Linked DNA regions of Homo sapiens: region 1 is linked to region 2. The links are chromatin loops, found by intact Hi-C in ENCODE. Cell type or tissue: heart right ventricle. All regions are shown on one strand.

The links. Hi-C counts contacts between places; a loop is a spot of excess contacts. Peaks named below come from ENCODE experiments on the same cell type or tissue, not always from the same donor. Only the 100,000 strongest peaks of a DNase experiment are listed, where the experiment ranks them.
Region 1: it touches region 2 in a loop (3.0-fold over the local background); 3 of 110 quality-filtered maps call a loop at or near these places.

The regions. Positions count from the first base shown.
Region 1 is chr17:81,199,449-81,201,948 of GRCh38, reverse strand. CEP131 (centrosomal protein 131) reads left to right here. Exons shown (of 26, transcript NM_014984.4): 8 at 1,503-1,620; 9 at 2,114-2,230; 10 at 2,400-2,500. Among named protein-coding and RNA genes, the nearest start is that of CEP131, 22 kb to the left of the region's middle. In heart right ventricle, a CTCF peak has its summit at 939; a DNase peak (open chromatin) is centred at 1,024.
Region 2 is chr17:81,017,032-81,019,531 of GRCh38, reverse strand. LOC124904078 (a long non-coding RNA gene) reads left to right here. Exons shown (of 2, transcript XR_007065934.1): 1 at 1-1,086; 2 at 1,184-1,563. Among named protein-coding and RNA genes, the nearest start is that of BAIAP2-DT, 16 kb to the left of the region's middle. In heart right ventricle, no CTCF peak of the experiment used is centred here; a DNase peak (open chromatin) is centred at 1,188; H3K4me3 peaks cover 1,221 bases; H3K27ac peaks cover 1,209 bases.

The sequences.
Region 1 (2,500 bases), 180 kb before region 2:
TTTGTATTTTTAGTAGAGACGGGGTTTCACCGTGTTAGCCAGGATGTTCTCGATCTCCTGACCTCGTGATCCGCCCGCCTCCGCCTCCCAAAGTGCTGGGATTACAGGCGTGAGCCACCACCCCCGGCCTGTTTTAAAATATTGAGACCGAGCAGACCCCATGTGGTGTGGTTCTATTTACATAAAACACCAAGCAAAGGCAAGTTTATCACAGGAGGTCGAAGGCTGGTGTAGGGGTGGCAGAGAGGGCTCCTCCAGGGGCAGTGGAACATTCCAGAACTGCACTGTGCTGATGGTCACACAACTCTAGATTTGCTAAAAATCATTGACTTGTACACTGAAAATGGGTAGATTTTATAGTATGGAAATTGTACCTCAGTAAAACTGTTAATTAAAACAACATTAAAGGCAAAGAAGATACAGAACTGAAAAAAGCCAACAACACCCAAAGCTCCAGGGGCTGTGGGCGGAGCCTCCTGTGATGATGACTGTTGGGGGCTGTGCCCCTGCCGCTTGCCCCTGGGGAGCTGGAGGGGCTGTGGGCGGAGCCTCCTGTGACCATGACAGTCGTTTCTTGTCAGGACAGTCGCGGGGGTACCTCCCTGCCTGGACTTTCGGAGCCTGCTCCTGGCGGAGCCGTCACCTACCCTACCGCCCAGTTAGGGCTAGGGAGACCAGGCCTGTAGACGCGGTGGGTGGCACGAGGGAAGGGGGACCAGAAGCCCGCAACCCCTTGAAGCCCCCCAGTTCTGCCCGGGGCAGACTGCTCCCGAGCTAGGGCTCACACGTTCTGGGTTCTCTGTTAGTGCCTTTGCTGAGAGAATCCACACATGGTCCCGAGAGCCAAGGTGAAGCATTTTTTTTTTTGCTTAATCAGTTTTACTTAGTATAATTTGTATACAATAGAAGGTGCCCATTGTAAGTGTGCAGTTCCATGAGATTCCACCAGGGTGTATAGTGCTGTCTGTGGACACAGCAGACCAAGATAAGGAAACGGCCCAGCACCACCAGGCTTCCCTCGAGCTCCTTCCCCGCCCAGATGCCAGCAGCCACCAGTCTGTTCCCTCATAGCCCTGCCTGTTCCGACCACCCTCTCTGTGGAGCCACGGCCTGTGGTCTGCACTGGCCTGAGTCCCGGGCCTGTTGCCTGTGGGTAGGGTCCCGCCATCCAGTATTCACGCTGTAGCCAGGTCATGGGCATTTGAACTCTTCCCACTTCCTGGCAATTGTAAATAAGGCCACACAGGCCTGCGTGGGTAGGCGTTTCCTCTCCCCTGGGCACCTTCCCAGGAAGAAGGTTTTGGGTTTTAGTGGAGCTGGTCCAGGCGGCTGGTCCTGCCATGTGAAAATGGTCCAGGTGGGCTGGTCCTGCCTTGTGAAAAGGGCTACTTGAGTGCAGCCGCCGGCTTCTCTCTTCCCCGGCTCGACCTTCCACCAGCAGCCAGCTGGGTCCTGCCGGGGCGCTGGTCCTGTCTTGGCCCTGAGTCCTGCTCTCCGGGCAGGTTTATCCACCAGGTGAACCAGGCCACTGTCACCATCCAGCGCTGGTACCGGCACCAGGTGCAGCGGCGCGGAGCAGGAGCTGCCCGCCTGGAGCACTTGCTTCAGGCCAAGCGGGAGGTCAGTGTGGGCGTCTCAGTCACTCCATGCTCCCCCGGGGGGTCTGGCCCAGAATCCCAGGGGTTTGAGTTTCTGGGACAGGTGGAATCAAAGCCTAGGATTGCTCGTGGGCCCCGTCTCTGGGTGCAGCATCCTTCTTGACCCTGGGTCCCCGCGGACAGTCAGGGTGGTCCTCACTGGCGGTCCTCAGGGCCTGGGTGTCAGGAAACGCCTGCTGGGTCCATCCCAGGCTGGAGAGTCTCAGGAGGACGTTCTGTGGGGGCAGAGCTGTCTCCCCCACGCCAGAACTGTTGGCCACCTGCGACGTAGGGCTCATCCTCTGTAGAGCAGAGAAATGGCAGGTTCAAGGTCCTGGTGGGGTTTCACTTTCCCTGCTGGCCCTGAGATTCCACGAACTCTAGGGGACTCCAGGGCGTTGTGGGGAAACCTCTGGTCTGGGTCTGGATTCCGTCTTCCAGATGTAAACGCCACATGGCACCGGCTTCTTTGGCAGGAGCAGCGGCAGCGGTCAGGCGAGGGGACCCTCTTGGACCTGCACCAGCAGAAAGAGGCAGCCAGGAGGAAGGCCCGGGAGGAGAAGGCACGCCAAGCCAGGCGAGCAGCCATTCAGGTGCTGACCGCGCAGGGACCACTGAGCAGCACCGTGGCCCAGGCCTGACCGTGCGGGGCTGCTGCTGGGGCTCCCTGGGCCCCGGGACACTTAGCCTCAGGGCAGCTTGGCTGTGGAGCCTGGGGTCGTCCTCTCCCAGGGACAGTGCTCAGCGATGCTCCCACTGCAGGAGCTGCAACAGAAACGAGCCCTGAGAGCCCAGAAGGCGAGCACTGCCGAGCGTGGGCCACCTGAGAATCCCAGGGAGACCAGAGTGCCAGGAATGCGGCA
Region 2 (2,500 bases):
GGAGACCCCCGTGAACTGCTCAGAACAGGCTCAGCCCCAGGGGGCCTCTGCCCCCACCTCCCCACGCTCTATGGTTCTCTCTCCATGAGGTCCAGGGCCTCCCAAGACCTTCAGGTACTAAACAGCCTTTGGTCACTTTGGTCACAGCAGCTTCATTTACTGGGTGATTCTCAGTGTGATAACTGGAACTCGGCCTGACTCACCCAGGATTAAACCTCTCCCGGCTGCCTTGTGCTCAGACCTGCCATGGCAGGAAAACTTGGGGTTTGCAGATTCTTAAATGTTTTGTGTTATAAGCCGGGAGCGGTGCCTCACACCTGTAATCCCAGCACTTTGGGAGGCTGAGGCGGGCGGATCACCTGAGGTCGGGGATTCGAGACCAGCCTGACCAACATGGAGAAACCCCGTCTCTACTAAAAATACAAAATTAGCCAGGCATGGTGGCGCATGCCTGTCATCCCAGCTACTAGGGAGGCTGAGGCAGGAGAATCGATTGAACCTGGGAGGCGGAGGTTGCGGTGAGCCAAGATTGCGCCATTGCACTCCAGCCTGGGCAACAAGAGTGAAACTCCGTCTCAAAAAAAAAAAAAGTTTTGTGTTATATGGATTCCAGTTCTCAGCTGAAAAATCTCCACCTTTTCATCTACTTTCTCCCTTGCTTCCTCCATCTAAACAAAAACGCACAGAGTTCGAACTCTAAACAAAAACTCACAGAGAGTTCAGGGGTTCTCTGCTGCGACTTCCACTCTCTGGCTTTGTGTGCATCCGTTTCCACGGGCTATTTTTCCTCTTGATTTTTGGCCCTGTGGTCTCTGAATGCTGGATGTCATGCGCTGAAGCCTGGAGACTCCAGATCCGGGGTCAGCAAACTGCAGCGGGGGGCAGCCGCCTGCTTTTGTGAACGCAGCGTATTGAAACACACCCATGCCCATTTGTTCACAGATGCTCTGTGGCTGCGTGTGCCCTACAGCAGCACGGTTCAGTAGGCAGAGGCCACTTCTACTACCCGGCTAAGGAAAAGATGGGCAGAGCCTGCTCTGGATGACGCTGTGTTCCAGCCGGCGGAGAGGGTCCCCCATTTCCTCGGTAAGGAGGGTGACCTCCTCGCTCCAATCAGGGACTGAGCTGAGCTGAGGACAAGCTGCCCTTTCGGTGAGCCTATCTCTGTGTTGCTTGTTTCTAGGAACTAATCCTCCAGGAAATTAACAGACAGTTTGCTGTGGACAACTAGAGCCCTCCCCTTCCTTAGCCCTGAGCGAGGTAAACAATTCTGCTCTGCCTTCCGGAAGTTTCAAATTAGCTCTTCAACCAGCGTTTTCACGCAGCTTCCAGTCCTGCCACAGTCTTGAAGAAGAGATCAGCTTTCGCGTCTTCATTCTTGCCAAGATTAGCTGCCCTTCGAATCTCCCGTGTGTCATTAATCCCAGCACGAACAAGCACTTGGGAACTGCGGGCTGCAGATGGTCTGCTTATCCTACGGAACCCTCCTCTTTTGAGGCTTAACCCCTTTAGTCTTTGTTGCTTCTGTAGCTTTCTGATGCCATTAAAGAGATGATTTTTATATTTTTGCCTGGCCTTTCTAGTTCTTAGTGGGAGCCTTGATCTGCTGCACTCCATCCTACTTGGAAGTAGAAGTCTGTTTCCCCATGTTTAAAATGTTAATTTCAGGCCACGCACAGTGGCTCATGCCTATAATCCTAGCACTTTAGGAGGCCAAAGTGGGAGGGTCACTTGAGCCCAGGAGTTCCAGATCAGCCTAGGAAACACGGGGAGACCTCACCTTAAAGAAAAAAAAAAAAAAAAGGCATGCACTGAGCATGGTGGTGCATGCCTGTAGTCTCACTTACTCAGGAGGCCGGGGCAGGAGGATCACTTGAGCCCAGGAGTTTGAGGTTACCATGAGCTATGGTTGCATGACTGCACTCCGGCCTGGGCAACAGAGCAAGACCCTATCTCTAAAAAAATAAAAATAAAATAGGCTGGGTGCAGTGGTTCACATCCATAATCCTAGCACTTTGGCAGGCCAAGGCAGGAAGATCGCTTGAGCCCAGGAGTTCAAGACCAGCCTGGGCAGCATAGTGAGACCCTGTTTCTAAAAAAAGATATTAGCTGGCCATTGTGGCACATACCTGTACTTAGGAGGCTGAGGCCAAAGGATCACGTGTACCCAGGAGTTTGAGGCTGCAGTGAGCTGTGATCATGCCGCTGCACTCAGCCTGGGCAACAGAGGAAGACTCTGTCTCTAAAAATGTAAGTCAATAAAAATAAATAAAATGTTAATTTCAGTTTCCAATTGTTCCTTGCTAGCAAATAGAAATACACATTTCATTTTGTACACTGACCTAGTATTCTGTGATGTTCTAATTTGTTCTAGTAGACTCCTTTGAGATTTTCTATGTAGTCATGCTGTCCACAAATAGAGACAGTTGTGTATTTATTCCTTCCCAATATGTGTTCATTTTATTATTTTCTTGCTTATTACACTGAACGGGGCCTCCAG